Linked DNA regions of Mus musculus: region 2 is linked to region 1. The links are chromatin loops, found by intact Hi-C in ENCODE. Cell type or tissue: left cerebral cortex. All regions are shown on one strand. Links, peaks and the distances in the headings refer to the core of each region. The heading gives the core; the rest is flanking DNA.

Region 1 (8,345 bases), core at 3,231-5,730:
TTTGCTTGAGGTGACCAATGGCAAAAGATAGAAATTCAAGATTGCAGAGGGTGGGAGTGGGCAGATGAACACAGAAAATGGTGAGGTCTAGTATCCAAGGCCCACAGAGCCTGGGGTCATGTGACAACAGGTGAGAAGATGGAGGTAACTGCCAAGTCCATGCACCATGTCTTTGTAACAAAGGAGACACTGAGGAAATTAGCCATTCCAATGACGACCAGACTATTCTTTGTAGTTGTGGACCTACAAATTGATATCTTGTGAAAGTATGATCAAATTTGAATATAAATTTAATACCAGAGAAACTAGATGGGATTTCAGAGCTTATGCAGAGCTGTGTGTAAGAAGAGGAGGAAGAGGGGGATGGGAGAAAGGGAATCAGGAAAGAGAAGAGTGAGGAGAGAGAGAGAGAGAGCACTTCTCCACCGAGCATGTTCAATGAGCCATGTGGTTCTGAGATCGAGGGTGAATGAAGGTCCTTGGTTCTCTGGTGTCCAAGAAGATAATAAATATCATGGTGGTAATGGTGGGTAGCAACATTTTGGGAGAGGTCACTAAGTGATTGCCATTGTTTTGAGTTCATTACAATAGCCAGGAGCTGTGCTAGTGGGACCCAAGGGTGGGCAAGAGGCTGAATAACAAGCCCACTACATAAAGATTATGAGTGGCCAAGCCAGGACAAGCCTGTAATCTTATAGATCCCACCCAAGCATCACTTGTCTCAGAGTAGACATAGTCCCAGAGAAGAGGTGGTGAAATTGGCCCCAGCTAAGGTGAGGTGAGGGGTAAGAGATGAGACCAAATACCCTTCGTTTGGGAGGTGGGTGACAGTGGTCAGAGCACAGAGGGCCAAGTGAACACACAACAGGACCAGGGTCAATCCAGGGCTGTACCTGGATGGAGGGGAAAGGGTATAGACCGCATGTTTGCCTGATGCCTTGAAGTTGGCAAAGGGGACTCTAGTACCTGACTTAGAGTTGTGACCCTAGTGGCTTCTGGGGTTCAATTGCCAAACTGATAGGGTGTTCAGGATACAAGTGGTCTCTATAGTGTCTGCCTCAGAACTAACAGCTCAGGGTTTGAATTAAGAAAGACCCTGGTTTCACCAAGACATGGATTAAGAGTATCCAGTGGTGTTGAGAGCAGAGAGGTCACTCTTGGAAAGATGGGTTCCCCATAGAAAAGCAATGTCTGGATGAAAGATACTAGAGAAAGATACATGTGCTTGTATCATAAACATGGAGGGAGATAGAGACAGGAGGATTCCTGGTGCTTTCTGGCCAGCCGGTCTAGCCAACTGGTGAGCTACAAGACAGTGAGAGACCCTGACTCAAAAATAAGGCGGAGATATGCACAGCCCCATGCTCTCATGTGCTTTTGTGCTTGTTTCTGTTTTCCTTCTCTAGGACAAAGTCTCCTCCTCAAAGCACCTGACCTGGCCACGACCTGTTTCCACAGGGCAAATCTCCCTGCAATACCCACGCCCACACTTCAGCTCCCCCTAGGAACCATTAAGCAAGCAGTAAGCAAGACTAGGCACCAATGGGCTCATTCTTTATACTGTAAGGCACTCCAGAAACTGGGACTTTTAGGGAGCATGTGCCCAGGAGCACTGGGAGGCAAAAGCTGACAATAATCTGTGCAATCAGGTAGTAAATCAGGTGTGTTTACATAACTGAGTAAGAGGTTCAAAGGCATCCCACCTGGGCCACGGATGGGATCGGGAGGGAAAGGGCTGGACAGCAAGCTTGGCACACATCGTGGGCTCCAGGACACCACAGAGCGCTCAGCTTTCTCCAAGCCCAGCTTTCCCCGGCATGTTGCTGGGAAGAACATGCTGTTCTTGAGGCTCGTTTGCGCCTTGACTCTGGGCGTCATCGGGTGATGCTGAGAAGGAGAAACTGTCTCTGAGGGGCTGCCAGTTCCAGCACGGAGCTGTGAGCCAGTTCCCTGCCAGGAGACAGAACTCCCCGCAAATGCTGACGGGGAAACCGGCCGGGGTGACAGATTGCTTCCGGAACGGGATTTGCTGAATGCCCTTCCCATGTGATGCTTTGGGGGTGGTCCAGCTGTCTAGCAATAAGGCAAGGCTCCTGGTTCAGGGATTCTGACTCTCAAACAGTGCAGAGAGGCTGAGCCGTGATGCAACTGGGGTGTGTCAGAGGTGGTGGTGGACACACGATAGTGGGACCCTGTGGCGGAACCAACCACAAAGCTACAGGCCATCAGGTGTGCACAGCAAACTCCAGCAGAGGAAAGCATCTAGCAGGTTCCAGTTGGTACACATAGGAAGTTCTCAGGCTACAATCCCTGAGGTACGCAGGCTCTAACTTAAAGTAGTAAGGCACCCTAAAACTCCCTGAGACGCTCTCCTTCTCTCTCTCTCTCTCTCTCTCTCTCTCTCTCTCTCTCTGTGTGTGTGTGTGTGTGTGTGTGCAGAGTGTAGAGGACAGCCTTGGCTGTTGGTCCTTACATGCCATAAACCCTGCCATCTTGAGACAGGGTTTCTCATTGGCCTGGAGCTCACAAAATAAGCTAGGCTGGCTGGCCAGTGAGTCCCAGGGATCCGATTGTATCAACCCCACCTCCACCCCCATCCCAGCACTGAGACTATAAGCACATCCTCTTCCCCCCCCCCCCCACCACAACCTTTTTTAATCCTGAAGGTTCTGGGGGATTGAATTCAGGTCTTCATGCTTGCATGCTGTCACCCCAGCTCATTCTGTGTCTCCTTAAATCACAAATGTCTTAATATTTTTTTTTTCGAGACAGGGTTTCTCTGTGTAGCCCTGGCTGTCCTGGAACTCACTTTGTAGACCAGGCTGGCCTCGAACTCAGAAATCCACCTGCCTCTGCCTACAAATGTCTTAATATAAATTTATATTCTCTATGGCATTTGAAGACACTCTTAGGCCCTAGCGGAAAGATATCTGTAGACTTCACAGACCAACTCTCTCAGGACAGTGACAGCTGACTTCTCTCTTCACATTGGGACACTGCAGATTGTCATCCCTGTAGAACACGTTATCCTCCCAGGCTGGTCTCCCTCTGCCTGGCAGATGGGAAGAGTCTTACACTATGATCTGAACGCTTGTGATTCCCCACCCAATTAATATGCTCTAATTTCTAGTCCCCAGGTGAAGGTACTAAGAGGTAGAGTCCAGAGAGGTGATTAGGTCAGGAGAATGGGCCCCTCATGGATGAGATTTGTGCCCGTATAAAGTAGGTTTTAGGGAGCTTGCTAGCTTTTCCCACCGTGTGAGGACCCAATGAGAAGGCATTATTTCAGGATCAGGAAATGGGTTCCCCATGGGTACAGCAGCTGCCAGTTTCTTGAACTTGATCTTCCCAGCCTGAGTCCCACATTCCTGTTGTCTATCAGCTACAGTACCATGTGACAGAGGCCTGAGTGGAGCAAAGCCACCAGGGAGTTGAGAGTGACCTAGACAGTGTGGAACAAGAACCTGCTGGGGCTTGATATTGGGTAAGAACTGCAAATGAGGGTGCTGGTCCAGGGTGGTCACGTCATATTCTCCTTAGTGTGAATGTGAGTCCTCCATGAACTGGCACCCAAGAGCAGTCAACTCTGTCCAGATAGAGGCAAGTGATTCTTTCTTCAAGCAAGTGACAAGGTAGAGTTGACACTCTGTAGAGGAATGCATTGGACTGTGTGATGTGAGGCAGGAAGAGATGACATCCTCCTCTCGGGAGCAGGGTACCACTGAGAGATTTCTCATCAACACTCCAGTGGCACTTGGACTCTGTGTCTAGAGGTCTGATCTTGAAACTAATAATAGTCTAATAGCCAGAGTATCCCACCATTCACTTCAACAAATACTTTTTATTTGCTTTTTATTTTTATTTTGTGTTTTTTTTGAGACATAAGCTTGCTACATAGCCTAGGCTGGCCTTGAACCCGCCATCGTCATACTCTGCCTTCCCATGGCTAGGTTTACAAGCAGGTACAAACACATCATGCTGTAGTCTTCAGCATGCTCCATCCTCTGATTTACCAAGCCAATAGTGGTATAACTTCAGAGCCGACACTGGTTTCAACTGACTGGTTAAGGAAGTCAAATATCTTATTCCACTCAACCTGTCACATGCAGGACTGACACATGATTCCCAAAGACTCACGGGTTACTCTCCTCTCGACTGTTTTGAACACCTACCACCGAGCATAGCAGCATGGGGAAGTTATCTGCCACACACACGGGTCTCCATACAACCTTTGCCCTGTGATTCTGGGTTCATGCTGTCCCATCCCTGGGCACACCCTATCTGGAACACAACCCTGTTCTCTGGCTTTCCAGCCTCCTGCTAGCCCTGTCTATCAGATCTCCACAGGCTGACAGAAACACGGGGACAGGGACAAAACACTTCCTCCCCAGGCATCTCCCCAGGGTCAACACAGGGCAAGGCAAAAGCCACGCAGGCCAGATTCTTGGATTCTGACAGGAGCTGGAGTGGGCAAGGCCTTTCGAGGCTCTCACTTTGAGCTGCAGTTCACAGAGTGTCCATTTGGAGGGACTCCAACACAAGGGAAAAACCAAACAGGCCTTTTTCCAAGGAGACTCAATTCAGGCCAAAAGGAGCCAAGTGCTTTCCCAGAAGACATCAAATGATTTGAAGAGTCTCAGAGTGCTCAAAGACTAAGGGACATAAAATGTATTGTTAGTTTTCAGGAAGAAAATATGCCATGCAGGGCCATTTGCTCCACATTTCTAGGGCAACCATTACACATGGAGCTTTGCTGGGTTTCACCCAATGAGATGCAAAGGCATCTTCAGCAAAGAACAATTGTAGATGAGGCATCAACAAATGAGACGTGGGTCACTTGGAGGGTCTTGGCTGTCTGGCTTGCTGCATTTGCTCTAATCACACTGCACCAAGCTTGCGGATGCTGTCTGTGGTCACGAGCACGGACTCTGATTTGATCTCATTTGTGCTAATAAACAATGACTCACAAATTCTATGATCTTAGTTTCCTTATGGCCAGAGTCAAGGGCAAGAAGAGCGAGCAACACTGAGAATATACCCACCTTGTGTGACCACAAACCTGAATTCAAGGACTTAAGAAGTACATTGTTTAAAAACACATTCACTGAATGTTCTGCTGTCTAAACCCACTACTTTGTCACAAGGGTGGCTTTCTGCCCCAGTAAATCCAGTGTCCCCAAATGGTGAGTCAGCAACTACTCAATCAAAGTCAGCTAAAGAATTTAATGAGCGTGGTATGCACAGTCAGTTCATGCTCCCTCCTTCCTTCCCTCCCTCCCCCTCTCTCTTCCCCTCCCTCCCTCTCTCTCTTCCCCTCCCTCCCCCTCTCTTCCCCTCCCCCCCTCTCTCTCTTCCCCTCTCTTCTCCTTTCGTCCTACTCTGTCTCCTTTCTTCAACTTTGAGACATAGTCTTACTGTATAGCCCTGTTTCCCTTTTAATATAGCCTCCTCTTGCATACACTAAGTACTCCAATAACACGTATGTTATCTGCTAATATTCTATAATTCCAAAGTAGATGACTGTGAAAAATATTTGCTAGTTGTGGGAGACAGATAAGATCTGCATATAAACATAGGGAGGCATTGATTTTAAGAAATAATTACTTCTCATTGTAGGGACAATGCATAGTCATCATAAAATAATTTAAATGCACAAAGTATAAAGGCAAAGATTAAAGGCAATTGCACTTCCACCAAAACAGAGGATTGATGCTGACATACTGTTATGCTGATTGACAATTGCTCTCCTGTAAAGACATCTATAGTATAATATTGATTGTTTGATTATAATGTTGGGGATAAAGCCCAGGGTCTTGTATATGCTAGGTAAGCACATTATCATTGAGCCATATCTCTAGCCTGTAATATTTATTTTTATAGAATTCACATAACTTTATGGTAGTTAAAAATTCCTTCTTAATAAAAGTTACCAAAGTAATTTTTAAAAAGCATTTTTTAATGCCCAGCATTCTATTTTGTAGCAAAGACTTTAAAATAAGTTCAGTTTGTACATTTACATGGTTTAAAAATTCCTCATCTTTGTATATAACAACTGATTGTCTTCATACATAAATTTCTGCTTTTCTTCTTGGGCTGCATTCTTAGAAGGAGAGTAAAAGATATAAAAACCCTTGCCAAACTGCTCCCCCCAAAGTTGTATCAAAGTCCTACCAAAAATCATATTAAAGATAAAGTGAGAAAAATAAAGAGTAACATTGTAAGTTTGATTTTTTTTTTTTTTGAGGCTTAACAGTCTTTATAGCTATTGGGCCATGTGAATTTCTTTTTCTCTGACTTAATTCTCAATTCCTTTAGGGTAGTAAACAGGTTTCTTACTGGCTAGAGGGAATGTTTGGATGCACATGACAGTGGTCCTTCTCCCTGTTTGCCACGCTCTGTGTTTAGATTTAATTCCGTAGGCTTCTAGAAACACAAAGGAGTCTATCTTTTCACACAGTCAAAGCTACCAACATGTTTTCTTTCCTTTCTTCCATTTCTTTTAGGCTTAGGAAATCCTTGCCCTCCGTGAAGGTAGTTAAGTATTCGCCTGTGTTTTCTTTCATTATTTTGTTTCCTTTTTTTAATAATTAACTTCCAGATGCACTTGAAATTTATTTTGGTGTAAAGCACGAGGGGAGATCTCATTTATTTATTTATTTTTCTTCCAAACGTTTAGACAATTTTCCCAACAACGTCTGTGGAATGAACCACACCTTCTCTCTAGTCCTGGAAGCCTCTGTTTATTTATAAGCAGGCTCCAATTTCAGGGTATCTGCTTTATCACATTCAATTCCCTGTTAGTCCCTGCAGCAGCCAACATTCTAAACTGTTTCAAGTTTCCAAGGTATTTTAGAACCATCCACATGTCCCACACTGTGCTTCTCAGAGCAGCTCTCTGTCCACTGTCGAAAAATCTCTGCACTTCTGTACTCATGGATCTGTGTTGGTTGCAACTCTTCATTGCTGTGACAAAATTCCTGACCAGAGCATTTACTTTTGCTCATTGGTTTAGGGTACAGTCCATCACGGTGGTGAAGTCTTGGAGGCAGAGCCAGAGGCAGCTGGCCACATGGTATCTGCATCCAGGAAGCAGAGGGAGATAAATGCGGTGCGGCTCACGTTCTCCTTTTTCTTTGGCTCAGGACACTGCTTTTCTCTTTAGTTTTGGAGACAGTCTCTCACTGAAGCTGGGCTCACTGATTTGACCCGGCTGATTGGCTATCTCCTACCCACATGTCTCTGTTGACCCAGCTGATTGGCTACCCCCTACCCACACGTCTCTGCGTCCCCAGTGCTGGGCTAACAGGAGTGAGTCGTTCGTTGTGCCAGGCTCGTTAAGTGGGTGCGGAGGGCCAGAACTCAAGTCCTCACGCTTGCACAGTTAGCACTTTATGGACTGAATCACCTCCGCTGCAACAGTCCAGCACGCTCTTGAAAGTCCCCACTCAATGGCTGCTTCTTTGCAAATGCCGTCACCCCTCTGCCTCCTTGGTTCTATATTTTTTAGTCTTTGGCTACACTCTGCTTCGTTTGCATTTATCATTCCCATAATGGTAGAAAATATAAATGACGTGTGTATTCTACTGCTCGCCTTAGAGACCCATGTCAAACATTCTTACTCAGCCTTTCTCTGATTATAAAAACAAGGTATGAGACGGTGTCTTCCGATAACCCCCACACCCCCATGATCAAGAAGAATCTATCATGCTGTGTTCTAAATTGGTGCTACCTTCTATACTAATCTCTGGTCCTGTGCCTATTAAATTACCTGGAGTCTGCGATCTCTAATCATGTTATAACTCTATATGATTTGATTTCCGCCATGCTGGGCTCTTCATTGACTTCATCTTGCTGCCCTCTTTGGGGTGCCTTCAGCCAAGCCAGCTTTTCTCTTGTAGCTCCCATGATTCTGAGGGAGAGGTGTTTGTTTCCCTTCTTTATAACCACTCAGTGTTCCGAGTTCCCTGGTTGCACATTTCCTCTATTGGTCTTCCTATGGCAGAGTACATGCTTTTATTTTGACTGCTTCGTACATGTATCAGGTACCATGGCTGCTTTCTGTTCAGTTCTCCTCCTTTACCCCAGGACGAAGCGATTATTCGCGATGGTCCTCCATCTTGTTCTGCTTTTTGCCTTCCGTGGCACCCATCGCCATAGTTTCCTCGCATTGCCTGCATCCCCCCGTTTCTCTGGCAGCTCTGATGGTTTTCCTATACTTTCTCTTGGGACTTTTGCTGCCAGGGCTGCAATCTATGTTTCTTTGCCAACATTTGAATTTATCTGCCTTCCTTCATCTCGTCTGCCTCCTCATGCAACAATTCATCATTCAACAATCAGACAAGAAC
Region 2 (6,728 bases), core at 2,044-4,543, 390 kb after region 1:
ACGGCACTACTGGTTTTCCTTATGTGGAGCTTGCAGCAGGGTTTTAGAGAAAAGTCAATTGGGCCAGGCGATGTGTAGCAGAGTCAAACTCTCAGAATACTGACCCTGAGGAGTCACTGTGTGAAACTGTGATGGCAAAAGCTAGGCTTTAATCTCCCGGAATGTTGGAGATGCCAGGAACATGGGATGTCTGCAGAGGAAAGCGGCAAGCACCACGTTGAGCCTGCCCAAGAGAAAATGTACAGGTGTTGAGAATGCTGTGGCTACAGGTGAGGGATGCCCAAGCCTTTAGGAGCTCAAATAATATTACCACGCTGTGGTTGTTGGGCAACAGTTTCAGACTTTACCCTTTACCCTGCTGGATGGTGGTCTTCCTTTGGGCCAATCTTCTCTTGTTATTCTTTCGTTCCTTCCTACTAGAAGGAGAATACTTAGTTTGTATTGCATATTATATGTGTTTAACTTTCTTGGTTTTAGAGTCCACAGTGAAGACACTGATTTAAGTCTAGGAAGAATTTGCACTTTGAGTTTTTGATCAGTATTGGGGATTTCTGAAGTTTAGCTAGATGCTCTTAGTATTGGGAGAGAGTTGGCTTGAGACTTTGGGGACCAGGAGTTTGGGAATGTTACCACTGGAATGTGAGCTGTCCCCCGAGTCTTTGTGTTTGGATGTCCAGTTCCCACTTCCTGGCATTGCTTTGGAGGTTTGCAGACTCTGGGAGATGGGGCCTAGTTGACAAGAGGAGGTTATAGAGGGCAAATTTTGGCAGTTATGTTGCTTTGGCTTCTCCTGTTGTCATGGGAACAAGAGGCCTCATACGCCTGCTGCTGTGCACAGAGCCCCTTGCCTTTCCCACCTTGATGGACTGAGATTCCTTGGAAACCACGAGTGCAAACAAAGCTTTCCTCCCTTATGTCGATTTTCTTGGGTATTTTGCTGCAATAAGAAGAAAAGTAGCCAATACAGTATTCCAGGGCAACTAGTCAGAGTCAACAATATGCACGATACTTTGTCACCAATGTGCTTTCTGCAAGGAGTGTCAGAGAAACACAAATGTCTGTTGATCATCAGATAAATTATTTCCCTTGCTTTTTGCCATTTTACACTTCAAACCAAACCAAACCAAACCAAACCAAACCAAACCAAATCAAACCAAACCAAACCAAACCAAACCAAACCAAAAACCTACCGGGCTAGAGAGATAGCTCAGTGGTTAAGAGCACTGGCTCTCCTTCCAGAGGTCCTGAGTTCAATTCCCAGAAACCACATGGTGGCTCACAACCACCCATAATGAGATCAGATGCCCTCTTCTGGTATGCAGGTGTACATGCAGATATACATTAAACAAAACTTAAAAAACAAAACAAAACAAAACAAAACAAAACAAAAAACCAAAAATCTACTTTTGTATTGTCTTCCAAGTTCATTTAATCCCATCTGCTAATAGTTGATCATCTAAAGCTGAAAGTTCAAAGGAGAAAAACTTGCTGAAAGACATCCACTGAGTTCTAATTTAATGTTGAGATTAAAACCAAAACACAAAGCATTTATTTATGGAGAGCTGGCCCTGTCCCTCACTGGCTGCAGCAGTCAGGAGAGGTCCCGCACCTCGCCTGAGCAGCACAGCAGAGCATGTCCTGGTGTGGATGGGTGTGAGCACAGAGAGCTGGCCCTGTCCCTTGCTGTGTATAGCACTCAGGGAATGGGTCTGACCTTGACTGGCAGCATAGTAGAACTGGGTCTGGAGGTGTGGGCGAGGGCAAGTTGGTCCCAGAAGCATTAGAGTGGGAGACCCCTCCCCTTTGCTGGCTGAAGCATTGGGTAAGCTAGCTGGGCCAGTGCTGGAGATCACCCTGGATGTGTGGGAAAGCTGGCAGGGTGACCAGTTCAGCTGCCACGCAGGACCAGATGTAGGATTTTGACTTGGCTCACTCCAACCTCTCCCTCATCTATGAAGTGGTGTACTGCTGGATATCAGGAAAGTCCTGCAGATCCAAAGCTGCAGGAGCTCCATGACACAGGGCAACAACACGATATTCAAGAAGAGGCTTGGTGAGGATCTGGTATTGACGGTGTAGCAGAAGCCCGAGGCCTTAACCCAGACCAAGGACTCATTGCAATGAATCGTTGCCCGGAAAGATGTGTGTACAAAAGGACATGCTGTGTGACACACCGTGACACACTTCAGCTTCCACGAGGAAATATTTTTTAATGTCTTGTTTTGGGTTTTTGTTTTCTTTTTCGAGGGAGGTTACAAGGGCAGAGGAAAGATAGGAAAGGGAGGGGAGATGAGTGGGTTGGGGTGCATGACGTAAAACTCACAAAGAATCCACACAAAGTTTTAAAAACATTCAGATTCAATCTAGGGAAAACATTCATTTATAGAAATATCCTGGCCTTTTCAACAAAAGCAACACCCAAGATATCCATCCATCTGCCCTTAACCAGGGGCAACTTAATTTGTACATTTTCCTGTGTTATGCAATTAAATACACTGCTTCAACAGAATCCATTTAGAATTAAGACATTCTAAGTGCTGAGTACACCTCTCCTTCCTAAAACACAAACATATTACAGTGATATTACTTTTGTTTAATTTCAATTTTGTTGTGTGTTCTTGTTTTGTTTCTATTGTGGTAAAATACTCTGACAAAAAGCAGCCTAGGAGAGAAGGGTTTGTATTAGGTCACACCCATGATGCAAGGAAGTCACAGTTTCAGGACCTTGAGACCGCTGGTCACCTAACACAGAACATCCCCAGTCAAGAGCAGAGAGAAATAAACGCGTACGTCTTTGCTTGTTTGTTTGTACTCAAATTAATACATCTACTTTTACCCAGTTCAGGGACCCTTGTCTGGGGAATGGTGCCAACCACGATGGACTGTCTTCCCACATCAACTAAATTAAATGAGACAATGTGCAAGGACATATCCACAGGTCACCCCAATGTAGACAGCCTGCCGCGGAGCCCCTTCCCATGGACTTCTGGGAAGTACTGTGCTAATGGTAAAAGTTGACTGGCAGGGATAGGCAGATGCATAGGAAGAAGCGCCTCCTCCAGTGGTCAGTGTGGAGCAGGGCACCTCTGCAGCTCCATATTTTCAGGCACTTTCTGTTTAAATGGAAGATTTTCAGGGAAGTTTGCAGTTGCTCCCTGCAGGCTGTCAGCAGGCAGAATCTTGCCCTTAAGTCACCAACTTCTGTTGTCCCGGTACAAAGTTTACTTTATCTCTCTCTTTTTTCCTTCAAGTTATTTAAAAGTTTTTTAAATTTAATTTTTAGTAAATAGATTATATATACATGTATATGTATATATGCCTTTCATCATGTGAACTTTCTAAGCTCATCTAGTTATCCTTTGAACAATAAATTATTTGGGATGGCAAGGTGGCACAGCAGGCACTTGCTACCAAGCCTGACAATTGGAGCTTGATCCCTGGGACCCAAATCTACATGTAAATGTTCACACACACACACACACACATGCATGCTTGTAAGAGAAAGAGAGATTACGAACAAGTTTTTCTCTGTGTTATTGCTGCCTCCTAGTGGTGCATATTGGGTGTATTAGAGTTGTCTAAAGAGACAGAACTGATAGACTGAAAAAATATGTATATGTATATATGTATGTACACATATATGTTCATACACACTTATGTGCAGCTATACAGATCTCTTCCCCAGTAATGATGGTGAGAAGATGGTGATGACACTGGTGAGAATGGGATTCATTAGACGGGTCGCAGGCTGTCCTCCGGGTAGTCCAACAATGGCTATCTCCTGATGGAAAGGCTGAGAATCTGATAGTTGTTCAGTCCAGGAGTCCAGATGTCTTTTTGTTTGTTTGGTTTTTTTTTTTTTTTTTTTCGAGACAGGATTTCTCTGTATAGTCCTGGCCTTCCTGGAACTGTCCAGGCCAGCCTCGAACTCAGAAATCCACCTGCCTCTGCCTCCCAAGTGCTGGGATTAAAGGTGTGAGCCACCACCGCCCTGGCGAGTCTGGATGTCTTAGCAGTTCCAGGATGGCCCTGGAGTCCTAGAGGATCCCTGGAGAGCTGTGGTTGTCAGTCTGCATTGGACTCCTGAAGAAGTTGGTCCTAATACAGGCAAAGGAACGCCCCAGCAACAGAACAGACAACTTTCCATTGAGGGCAAACAGATAAAAAGCGGTTTCCTTCTTCCAGGTGGGTGCTCTTGCTTCAAATACTCTGTTTAAGAATATCTCACACAGGCACACCCAGGAGCATGGGTTTTGTGGCTGCAGACGCAATCGAGTTAGCAGACAAGATTGCACTGGATCTCTAAATGTTCACAAAAGACTTGGGGAAGACGAGAAATTGAAATGTCCTTGTATCAGGTGCTGAGCAAAATGTTCCCTATGAACCATCCTTATCTTGCCAATTGGTCCGTAAGGAAGCTAAAGAAGTTGTGTAACTTGGATTTCTGCCTCACATCATGAAGGACTCTCGGAACCCAGATACCCAGACTTCAGAGCTTTGACTTGAGGCTGTACTTCTAGTTGAGTTCTGATTGCCCTCCCACCCCCATCCCCACCCCCACCCCCTGGAGCTTACTGGAAGTAACTGTGCTTGAAAGTGGGGATTTTGCAGCCTGGTGTCCCCCAGGTTGGCAGGTAAGACCATTGTGCAGAGCAGGCTGGAGTGCCTTGCTAACCGGTTGCTCTCTGTTCCAACACTGGCCAGGGGCACATAGGGACTGCTGGAGCCCGGAAGTAGAGCTGGGATTTTTCTGTTAACAATCCTTAGCATGAGTTTCTCCAAGAGAGTGGGCTGAACAGGAATGGAATCATGAATATTGCTTAGCTCTGGTTTAAATTAAGGAACCCAGAGTCACTGTACTAAAGGTAGTGACCTTTTCAATTGTTATTAATGAGGAAAAGAAAATATGCCTTTCCTCTCTGCTCTCTTTAAACTTCACCGTTTTTGTGATGAAACTTATACTTTTGTGTTCTCTAAATAGAAAGTTCTGCGTCATTTCCCCATCCAATTTAAGGAATTTACTGGTTATGGGGGTGTTCTGATATTTGTCTCTGATAAGTTCATATAATAACAACACAGGAATGATTCTTAGTATTTAGAAGTTGCTCCCCATCTAGATAGGAAGTCCTTTGAGATTTCACTTCTACTGTTTTAATAATAGATAATGGTGGGGCAAGCAAAATAACTCAGTGGATAAAGATGTTTGCTGCCGAGCCTAGTGACCTGGGTTTGACCCTGCAGAACAAGTGACTCCCACAAGCTGTTCTCTTACTGCCCCCCTCCCATGATGGGGTGGGGGTGTACATACAGGTAATAAAAGCTAAAAAAAAAATAAAAATAAACAGTGAATCGCGACTAAAATTTCATTGTACAAACTACCAGCTTAACATAAAAGTAAAGTGTACAGAGCCACTGATAGCTAAATTTTAAAATTTGAAACTGTAGAGGAAGATATTTGCTAATCTGTCTTAGTCACTGTTCTAGTGCTGTGAAGGGACACCGCGACCAAGGCAACTCCTATGAAGGAAAGCATTTAATTCGGGGCTTGTTTGCACACTGTCATCATGGCGGGAAACATAGAGGCACTCATGGTGCCGGAGCAGTAGCTGAGAGCTTTATGTCCTGATCAGTAGGCAGCAGGCTGAGGGACTGGGTCTGGCAGCAGGGGCTTTTGAAACCTCAAAGGTTCCCCCCCACCCCAAGTGACACACCTTCTTCAATAAGGCCACACCTCCAACCACAAGGCCACACCTCCTACAACAGGGCCACACCTCCTAATTCTACCCGATAGTCCTCAAACTGGGAACCACACATTCATACACATGAGCCTATGGAACCATTCTCTTTCAAACCGCCACATTATATCATGTCAGATTCCTCAAGATGAACAGGGAGCAGAAGACATTCTACCAGACTCCAGGAAACTAAAGAGGGCTAATAAGAAACATTAACATTTTCAAAGAGTAGCAAATGCCAATTAAAAAGTGATACTAGTTTTTTTTTTTTTTTAAAGATACAATTTGCACAGACCCAAAAAGCTGTTAATGTGACTCTGACACTCTCTCAAACTGCTGCATGTCTTAGAGACTTGCAAAATAAGTTTAATGAGTAATTTGGGAGGAAAGCTGGATTGCTTTTTTTTTTTTATGTCTATTGCAAATCTCTTACATAGGCTGGAAAGATGAGTTAGTCAATAAAGCACAGATCTGAAAGCAGGAGGATCTATGTTTGATCCCTGGAATCTATATAAAAGCCAGGTGCAGTGACTTATAAGCCCAGGATGGGGTGGGTGGGGAGGGCAGGAGGTAGACACAGCATCATGGAACTGGCTGGCCAGATAACCTCCTCAAATCTGCAAGTTCTAGATTCATCGAGAGACTTAAAAACTAAGGGGGAAAGTGATTGAGGAAAGCACCTACCATTGACTTCTGACCACCGCACTTACCACACGTGCGCACAAGCATATACATACATGTACATATATGAAATACATCCTTTTTGTTTGGGTTTGCTTGGGTTTTGTTTTTCAAGACAGGATTTCTCTGTGTAACAGCCCTGGCTGTCCTGGATCTCACTTTGTAGACCAGGCTGGCCTCAAACTCAGAGATCTGCCTGCCTCTGCCTCCCAAGCGCTGAGACTAAAGGTGTGCACTACCGCACCCAGAGAAGCAAATCTCTTATATGTTGGCAACTGAGACTACAACAGAGATTTTTATCACTGGAATATT

Evidence for each region. A loop is a pair of places that touch in the nucleus more often than their neighbours do. Peaks named below come from ENCODE experiments on the same cell type or tissue, not always from the same donor. Only the 100,000 strongest peaks of a DNase experiment are listed, where the experiment ranks them.
Region 2: a loop joins it to region 1, with 3 times the contacts of the local background. A loop is called at or near these places in 19 of 42 quality-filtered maps.

What each region holds. Positions count from the first base shown.
Region 1 is chr11:108,021,409-108,029,753 of GRCm38, forward strand. All of the region lies in intron 5 of Prkca (protein kinase C, alpha), which reads right to left. Among named protein-coding and RNA genes, the nearest start is that of Mir7223, 29 kb to the left of the region's middle. In left cerebral cortex, for the core only: a CTCF peak has its summit at 4,510; a DNase peak (open chromatin) is centred at 4,534; H3K27ac peaks cover 518 bases.
Region 2 is chr11:108,415,211-108,421,938 of GRCm38, forward strand. No RefSeq gene overlaps it. Among named protein-coding and RNA genes, the nearest start is that of Cep112, 6.7 kb to the right of the region's middle. In left cerebral cortex, for the core only: a CTCF peak has its summit at 3,549 (motif pointing left); a DNase peak (open chromatin) is centred at 3,532.